Linked DNA regions of Homo sapiens: all the other regions are linked to region 2. The links are chromatin contacts, found by Hi-C or POLR2A ChIA-PET in ENCODE. All regions are on one chromosome and are shown on one strand. Each heading gives the region's core, a stretch centred on a gene start or an enhancer-like site at or near the end of the contact. The rest is flanking DNA. Distances are from core to core; before and after follow the strand shown.

What was found. A loop is a pair of places that touch in the nucleus more often than their neighbours do. ChIA-PET counts read pairs that join two places held with the same protein, here RNA polymerase II (POLR2A). Pooled maps may share reads with other maps.
Region 1: a loop to region 2 is called in a pooled map, with 4 times the contacts of the local background. The contact joins two enhancer-like sites. A Hi-C loop is called at or near these places in 7 of 168 maps with a recorded cell type or tissue (A673, GM12878, HAP-1 and 4 more), 17 of 37 single-sample maps with no recorded cell type and 14 of 50 pooled maps.
Region 3: a pooled map shows a loop between it and region 2 (2.5-fold over the local background). The contact joins two enhancer-like sites. A Hi-C loop is called at or near these places in 5 of 168 maps with a recorded cell type or tissue (Caco-2, aorta, ascending aorta and 2 more) and 11 of 50 pooled maps. POLR2A ChIA-PET finds 5 or more read pairs at or near these places in 1 of 52 experiments (WTC11).

What each region holds. Positions count from the first base shown.
Region 1 is chr15:69,712,939-69,715,659 of GRCh38, forward strand. No RefSeq gene overlaps it. Among named protein-coding and RNA genes, the nearest start is that of LINC00593, 120 kb to the right of the region's middle. Within about 2 kb of position 1,398, at least 4 of the 41 ENCODE cell types and tissues checked have a DNase peak (open chromatin) inside an H3K27ac peak, as active enhancers do.
Region 2 is chr15:69,523,250-69,526,408 of GRCh38, forward strand. No RefSeq gene overlaps it. Among named protein-coding and RNA genes, the nearest start is that of DRAIC, 37 kb to the right of the region's middle. RefSeq lists enhancers at 248-417, 2,945-3,159. Within about 2 kb of position 1,747, at least 4 of the 41 ENCODE cell types and tissues checked have a DNase peak (open chromatin) inside an H3K27ac peak, as active enhancers do.
Region 3 is chr15:69,666,952-69,670,070 of GRCh38, forward strand. The region is part of intron 1 of PCAT29 (prostate cancer associated transcript 29); the gene reads left to right. Among named protein-coding and RNA genes, the nearest start is that of PCAT29, 76 kb to the left of the region's middle. RefSeq lists an enhancer at 2,034-2,113. Within about 2 kb of position 1,365, at least 9 of the 41 ENCODE cell types and tissues checked have a DNase peak (open chromatin) inside an H3K27ac peak, as active enhancers do.

The sequences.
Region 1 (2,721 bases), core at 148-2,647, 190 kb after region 2:
AGAAAATATCTCAGAAATCTCAGGCTTTATTTTAAAAATGCGTGCAGAATTTAAGGAAATCTATTTCTTTCCCACAGCATATCCACGTGTGCATGTATGTTTGTGTGTGGGTATGCATAAGTGTGTATGCACATCGCAATTCTCTAACTAACCACTGTTCTAGGAAGAGCTGCTGTGCCTTTGGTATAGCTCCCTATACTCCCTGGAACCCTGCCATGTATTCATCACCCTCACTCTGGGATATGTGTACTACCCAGCAGGTCAAATACTTCCATTTCCTGAGCCTAGGGAGGAACTGGGCAAACAGTTAAGGGCTAAAGGGGCATAGTTCATAGTGAGGATCTGCTCAGTGTGGCTGAGCTGAAACAGGTCAGGAAGTTACAAGATTGCCTGATGTCACCCAGTAACTGTAAGACTAGAACTCTGGTCCCTAAGTCCTAGTTCAGCACACATTTCCACCTCCTCTGGGCCAGCTCCTGGGCAACAGAATATACTTGGTCATACTTCTTGCCTTGTCTGCCTACCTGGCACATTGCTGGGAAACAGGGCTTCTCTCTGGGAGCCCAACATTCTGGCAATCAAATATAAAGTATGACTTGTGCCCACCCCACTCCTCCCCACTACTGTGGCTGAAACGCTGTGATTCCCACACCTGGGCTCTCCCACTTGCCCTTTTGGATTTCTAGACAGGCAAGTGAGAAATATGTGATCTGTTTGGACTTGAGCAAGATATTTGGCAAGGTGTCTCATGCGCATCTCAAGGTGAAGAGTTAGGACTGGATGCTAGTGCAATTCAATAGATTAGGAACCGGTTAAAGGGCCATACCCAAATGGAATGGATAAATCTAACTACATCAGCCTAGATGAGGGTCTCTAGTGGCATGTCAAGGGACTCTGTCTTTGGCCATATCTTATTCAGCCCTTTTATCAATGACTGGAATGAAATAGGTGAGGGAAGGGTGAACATTTATTGAGAAACTCCTGTGTCAGCAACTATTGCCAATATTTTACAAAGCTTATTTATCTTATCCCTCACAGCCTGACTGTAAGAGAGGTTGTATTACCCTTTCACAGACCAGGAAATAAATATGTAACCAAGGGCAAGCAACTTGCCCAAGGTCTCACAGCAATTAATGCAATAAGATTTGGCATCCAGACTGGGATCTGAAGGCTGGGGCTCTGTGTCACATGTGGCACTAAACTGTCTTATCACCGAGGGGCAAGTGGGAAGGTCAGAGGGATGGACAATACCAGGAAGGTGAGAGGCAGGTCTGAAGAGGACTGAAATTAACACTGGGCCAAAATAACTGCACACCAAGATGCAAGGTGATAGAGACCTTTGCTCACACTGGGGCTCAGATGCTCACCAGACACACACAGGATGTGGGATACCTGGGTCAACAGCACAAGTGAAAAGGTGTTGGGTTTTTAGTTGACAGGAAGTTTCATATGAGTCAACGGTGGGATGTGGTAGCCAACAGAGCTAATGTCACCGTGGCCTCCACAAGTGGAGGTACAATGAACAGAGCGAGGGAGGAGCTACTCCTTAGTCAGCGTGTGCCCAGGAAATGGAGCTCAGACCTGGTGACCTCAGTGGAAGACAAGCATCGAAAACCCGCCGAGCTCTCGGAGGGCAGGGAAGAGGGGCTTCTTGCGGTTGCTGCTGCACATTCCTCTCCTCATTCTTTGTCATTCCCAAAATTACCAAAGCTTATTAATACCTTTCTGAGAAGTTATGGCCACTTCTTGATTTTTATGCTTTTGCCTTTCAAGCCCTAAGAATATGCTACTCATTCAGTTTTGAATTTTTATTAATGTAACTTGAGTGAATGCAGGGAGTCCTTGTGACCCAGTCTCTACATTAAGTTATAGTCAAAGAAGCACAATCCAATAACCAAAAGAAAGTAAGAGATTTTCAATCTTTATGCACATCTCTCAAAGGAATGAAAAGAATGAGACCTGCTTTTAGTTCTCTGTCTCATTTCCTTATGCTTCAAAAAACATCCACTCTACGAAACACTCCAAACTCTCCTATATCCAGTCAATCTCTTGTGCCATCTCCCTTTGGTTCTTCCATATCTCCATTATTTAGATGGGCTTAACATCTGTGTTTTCATTTTCTTTTCCTTTTTCTCCTCCTTGACTCCACTCTTCTTTAGTTTTCTTTCTAGTTTACTTCTGACCCAAATTCCTTTTTACAAAGGAGAAGTCAGGAACTGACCTAGCAAACCAGAATACTACCCCTTCCCTCCTGTCTCTGCAACACTGCCCATCTCTCCCCATCCTCCCCATCCTGGGAACCTGGATGGCCAAGATGGAACTCTTTTTTGAGAGCTGGGGGAGGAGAAATGGAGCAGGCAAGGAAGACAATTTTGGTGGTGGGTGGTAGCAAACATGGTGTTGGAAAAGATGGTGGGGAGGCTGGGAACACTCTACATACCAACCTTGTCCTCATCACATTAGCATGTGGGCACTGTGGGTGGAAGAGCCTGGCCACTCGTGCGTGACAAACTCCAACACAGACTGCCATGCAAGAGCTACTTGTTGTAGTGAATGGCAGCAAGGAGAGGCCCCTCCTTACCCCTGAGATCCCCATTGCCATGGATGGTTCATTTTCATTACCTTGCTGGTCTCCTTTTCTTTGCAGAGTTGACTGTTTCTGTAATAGCATACCTTGAGATCTACTCAGAAATGGCAGACTGGGAGAGATGGCACTCCCAC
Region 2 (3,159 bases), core at 497-2,996:
AATGCACGGCTCATAGCAGGTGTGCAATGAATGCAACTCTTCTCTCTTTTCCCCTCAAGACTGGCCTTGGACTCAGTTCTGACTCGTGTGTGTGTGTGTGTAGGTGGTGAACTTTCCCTAGGAGTTTCTTGCCTCATATTTTCCTTATTCCTGGAATGATTTGCTTTCAGTGGTAGTTTCATATTCATCTATAGACAGGGAAGGACATGGCAGAATGAGATAAAATGGGGGATGAATGCTGCTAAATACTGCCTTTGTGATTGTATTCAATTACATGGGCTTTTTCTTTGCCTGTTTGATGAGAAAGGTGATGAGAAAGGCAGGCCTGCAGGGGGCAGCACATGGCCAGTACTTCACTCATGAGGGACTGGCTCATGGGACTCCTGGCTTTGCAAGAAATCAGAGCCTTCCCAGGCATAGGGGAGCCTTGGAGATTTCTGCAAGGAGCCTCAGTTCTGGTGTTGAGATATTTATTATGCCCTGCAAGTTACTGATGCTGGTGGAATTAGGTCCTTGGGCTTCTTGGTCTCCTGGCCTCTGTGGTCCAGCCAGCCTCTTCCCCTATCCCTCAAGGATTACTTCTACGATCTCCGAACTTCAGGGCTGAGAGGGACTTAAATGGTGATCTAACCCTAACACATCATGTTACCAATACAGGAGGCAACCAACCTTGCAAGGTGGGGATGTGTGTATCTCCCATCTTACAGGAGAGAAAACAGAGGCTCAGTGAGGTTAAATGACTTTCACCAGGTCCCACAAGTAAGAAGTGATAGATTAAAGCTCTTTTGTTTGCAGGCATCAGAAATGTCTAGTCAGTTTAAGCAAAGGAGAGGAACATGGATCCTGGGGGGATTTCACAGAATGGCAAGAAAATCAACTAATTTGGCCTCCATGGGTGGGGCCCGGGGTAGCTCAAGATTGGCAGCAACAGTCTGTGGCTCTTTCTGTCCTGAACCTGCTCTCAGGGATGAGCACTAGCCCCAGTCCAGCCCAGACCCTGTATCTCTCAGGTCTAAAATTCAGGTTGCTGGGATAGAGGTTCTAGATGGACCCCTTGGATCACTCAGCAGTGGTCAGAGGTCAGGGGGTTACTAGCATAGTTATGGAGGATTTGTTTTGAGTCCTGTAGTGAAGCCCTGACAAGAACACCACAGGTGTCAACACCTGGTCGATGTGGGTCTTCCAAGGCTCAGCCGGGGCCTCTGTTCTGTCGCACAGTCACACAGTCTGCTCTCCAGTAGCTGCAGGCTAATCCCAGCTGTAAGGTCAGCCGAGGAAACGGAAGGTGCTGTTTGCATTTTAATAAGGAATCCAAAAGACCAAAGGCCTCTGGGTCCTAAAAGACTGGTTTTCTCAAATGGTGCAAAGTCCAGGTATTGTAACTGATGGGGCACCAGGGGTAAGGAGCCCTCCCTGGTACTTCCCGTCACACCCACACAAGTGTGCCTCCAACTTATAAAGTTCACCTGTTTATCTTGCTGCCGCTTGTTCCCCCAACTCCTTTCCATCTCCCTCTCCAAGGATTCAGTAATATGTTGTCTAGACACTACTGCTGCTGTTTCTCCTCCATTAATCCATTTTAATTGGAAAGTTATCATAATGCAAACTCTCTTTGGTATTATTTGCGGCTCTGCATTATTAGAACCTCACCAACTCGCTTTCCCAGCAAATTAAACTTGCTATGGAAGCAATGAGATCAGCTGCTCATATTAAATCAGGCCGCACGTTGTTAAGTGGGGCTGGGAATGGGGCTTCCTCAGCTGGGTGGGGCGCAATCGCTGGAGGCGTTTACAATGGCACCACTGTTTTTATGCTGGGGATTTGGCCTCTGTGCTCAGTTCTCCTCTTTTTTTGGCACTGTGTATTGGAAATTAGAGATGGAAAGAAAGAGGGGACAAAAAACCCTCTGGTGGTATTTGGCCTCTCACCCCAAACCCAGGGCAAACAGCAATGATCAGAATGCACATGGCCTTAACCCCAGATGAATTACAAAGCATATTCCAGTAGTCCTAAGAGCCTTGTGAAGTAGCGATGATCATCCCCTGTGTATGCAGCTGGAAACTGAAGCTCAGAGAAGGTACTTCTAGGGGCTGCACAGGCAACACATAGTAGACGCGGACTCTAAGCCGAGTCCTCTGAGTCTAAAACCAGACGGCCCGAAGGGATGAAACGCCAACCACAGTGAGCAGACCCTTTTTACAGAGCAGATCCTGGAACGGATTCATTTCTAGCTGATAGTATGGAAAGCAGTTAATAAATGACCAGGTTTCCTATTTGTGGATTATCACCACCTCAGCATCTAATTTTTCCCAGTTACCCACTCAATAGAACAACATGGCTGACACTCCTGCCCACCCACCCAACGGCCATTTCCCCCTACTCCCTTGCTACCCGAAACCTAATTTTGTTAAGTCAGAAATGTGCCCAATCTCAGAGGAAGACTCATGATTGGTCTAAGCCAGCCATGGGCGTCTGTTTCCCTTGTCAGTGATTGGTCTAGAGGTAAGCATGTGACTCATTTCTGGCCAATTACACCTAAGGGAAAGACTGCCGATGACTTCTGGGAAAAACTTTCTCTCCGATGGCGGCAGAGCAGGGAGGAAACTTTTGCTTGAGTTTCTCTCTTCCAGTGTGGGCACTATTTGTTATAGTTAAAAAGTCCCCCAATTCTTTGACCTTGCTTCCAAAGGTGGAGCCCATTTCCCCTCCTGCTGAGCGTGGGCCACACTTAGCGACTGGCTTTCAATGAAGAGAATGTAACAGAGGTGAAAGTGTGTGACATTCGAGGAAAGGCCATAAAAGACATTGGTGCTTCAGCTTTGCTCTCGCGGCTGTCTGACTCTGGGGGAAGCCAGCCACCACGTCATGAGGACACCCAAACAGCCTACGGAGAGGCCCACGTAGGGAGGAGCTGAGGCCCCCTGCCAGCAAGCAGCCCTAGCCCGCCAGCTGTGTGAGTGAGCGAGCCTTTTTGGAAGTGCATCCTCCTGTCCCAGTCCAGCCCTCAGATGGCTGCAGCCCTGCTAGCATCTTGACTGCCGCCTCATGAGGGACCTCAAGCCAGAACCAACAGCCACGTGGTGCCAGAATTCCTCATCTGCAGCAGCCGTGTGAGATCATAACTGTTTATTGCCTTTTTAAGCCACTGAGTTTTGGGGT
Region 3 (3,119 bases), core at 115-2,614, 140 kb after region 2:
AGGCCTCATCTCTAACATATAGAATCAGAATCTCTGGGGATGCAGTCCAAGAATCTGTTTTGTTTTGCTTTGATATGCAACTAGTCGTGGGAGCCACAAACTCTTCCCACTTCCCCATTTTACGTGCTGGGGAAGTATGTAAAGGAAGTAGAGAGAGGCCTAGGGACTTGCTCAGGGTCTCACAACAACCAATTCCAAAGCCAGGGCTGGCACCCAGGCCCCTTGGTTCCCAGCTCGGTGCTCATCCGACTGCTCATTCACCCTCGGGCTTCTCAGTGGGCAGGGTGGAAACACAGCTTCCTTAGATGATGGTCTCAGCCTCCTCCTCCCCCCGCCCCAGCCACCCTGCAGCCGGTTCTCAAGATGGCAAGTGGGGGGTGGATGAAGGTGGTGGCAAAGCGAGAAAGCGCCTGGAATAACACGACATTTTGAAATGTGAATCACTGGCACTTTCTGTTTTCTCCTGTTCCCCCTCTGCACCCTCCCATTCCCGCCCCCCCCCCCCCCCCGCCGACCAGGCACTCTCTGAGCTGTAGGAACGCTAGGCCTGGACATCCACCCAGCGTGTGGAACCAGCTGGGGAAGCCACCTGCGTGCAAGAGTGGGTGGAGTCTGAGATGAGAGCAGAGACTGGGGCTCTGGGCCTACTGCTGTCCCTTCTTGCTGTGTGACTTTGGGCAAGGCACTGTACCTCTCTGGACCTCAGCACTGGGATGCTCACCATAAGGCTTGTCAATACCCTTGGGCTGCCACATGGTGGGGGTGGGGGCCCTGCAGGACCTAGTCTATCCTGAATCCCTCTTCTGCCCTCCTGTCCTGACATTCCATCGCTCGTGTTCCGGTCTTTTGAACCCTGAGTAACAGGAGCCCAGGACGGTGCTGGTGGGAGGGTGCTGGGAAAGGGGGAAGCTGGGGAGGGGGCAGTTAGGGCTGCCAAGTGGAACAGGGGCCACTCAGCCGCTGAATGAGTGTCTGGACTCCCACCCCCAGACACTTCCTCCACATTCCCTCAACTCAGGAGCTAATGATTCAAAAACAGAGGTCAGCTCCTGGCTCCATGTTGACATGCAGGTACAGGGCAGAGCAAGCCAATGGTACCCTGGACCTCAGGGGGCTTGTGCCCTCTGTGGTGTGAAAGGTCACTGGGCATTTCTTAAGTGCCTCCAGCGCCAGGGCTTCTCCTCAGGCACCAAGGAGTGAGTTGGCTCTGTGTGTGTTTGTGTCCCCATCCCCAGATCAGGCCTGACTCACCCCGTGTCCCCACAGTCCAACACAGTGCTGGGTGCACAGCAGGGGCCCCAGGGACATCCCTGCATGGAATTTGTGCTGCCTGGCCAGGACCTCGTCAGCCTCAGCAGGCAGGAGCCTTGGTCCCAAGAGGATTGCCTTTGGGCAAGGCTTTTTTTCAGGCCCTCAGTGACCACATTTCTAAAATTGTGGTAGTGGCCAGTTTCATAGGCTGAGGAGCTCTTTCTGCTCTCCCTCGCCACAGGGTCCCTCTGCCTCAGCAGGAGAGCAGGCCAGAGTGCAGAGTCTGAGTGTGAGGCAGATGTGCATACGCAGGAACTCAGACAGGGCTGGCACATGGCAGCTGCTCAGTTATCGTCTATGAGGGGAAGAAAGGAGGAGGAGGGAAGAGGCAGAAAGAGGGTGAGGCTGGTGTGTGCAGCCCCATCAGCTGGCTCTGTGCTCATCTGATCCCTCTTGATCCCCCAGCTGGCTCCTGCCCACCCTCCTCTACTTCCTCCTGTGGCCTTTTCCCCTCCTCCTGAGAAGAAGGTGATATTGGAGGAAATGGTGGGGAGGGCACTGGAGAAAGCTCCCTAGGAAGTGGAGCTCTGTTCTAGAGACTAGGGAAATTAGGCCGTAAGTCTCCAGACCTCCCCTTCTGAGGAGCCCTCCATATAGCAGGAGGTGCTCAAAGCTGAGTGTCCCAATCCTGAACTTGGCAAACAACCTAACCCTAACACCCCACTGACGGTGTCCCAGGTGTAGACCCCTGTCTGGCTAGGAGGGACAGTGTTTAGTTTGCCACTGAGTGAGGGTGGTGGTGTGGGGTGGGGCTGTAAGAGAGAAATGCACCCCAGGAAGTGGGAAGCCAAGAGTGGGGAGAGTTCCATGCCCAGGAGCCCAGGGCCCACTTGTGGCTGCTCACGCTCACCATGTTTTGTCACCTGCCACTGGCTCCTAACCACTGATCAAAAATAGTCCTCTGCTTGCCCTTACATGTGACCGGCCTGTGGTCAGAGCACCCTACCCAGGCTGGGGTTGGGCTGCACGAGCATCCTGGCCAGCCCTGCCCCAAATGAGACAGGAAGTGCTCTGAAGTGCCTCTGTAGCTGATGGGGGCCGGGGTGGGGGGACCCTGCCAGCAGCTATCTGGGAGAGTTTGGCTTATGTTTCATAGTGTTTTCAAGGTCAGTTTCTTCCTCCTTGTTACCTGTGCCTCTTGTTTCTCTTAAAGGCCATCTGGAAAGAGGATATGGCCCAGAAGCATTTCTGTTCTCTCTCTGGACCTGAACATGGTTCCCCAAGGGTGTATTGTCTTGGCTGGCATGGTGGGTGGAGAGGGTATGGGGACAGGGTGGGCCCTAGCTTAGAATCCAAGCCACAGGGGCTTTAAACCCAAGAGAAAAAAACGTGGAGAGCTACAACCAGGCATTTTACCAATGAGGAAGCAACTTCTAGGGAGGTGAAGTGACTCACCTAGTGACTTCAAAATAAAAAATTCCCATTTCACAGATGAGGAGACAAAATCATAGAGACAAAACGTGACCTGCCTAGGGTAACACCATAGTGGCAGAACTCTGACTGGACCCAAATCTCTGGGTTCCTCGCTTCCTTCCATCCTGCTGGACAGCTCTGTGTGTGTGATCTGTTGGTAAATTAGTTATGCTTATCTCCATTTACAAATGAGGAAACTGAATCTCAGAACAATGGCGTACTTGGCAAATAATGACACCTTCAGCTCTGCTTGAGATCAGACGCAGCAAGTCCAGTGGAGGCCCAGGTCCCAGCTCCTCTAGGAAACCTGTCCTGACGATTCCAGGCCACATGGAGTCCTTCCTTCTCCAAAGTCTTACTATGCTTATTTTAAGGAATAGAAAAATAATGCTAAG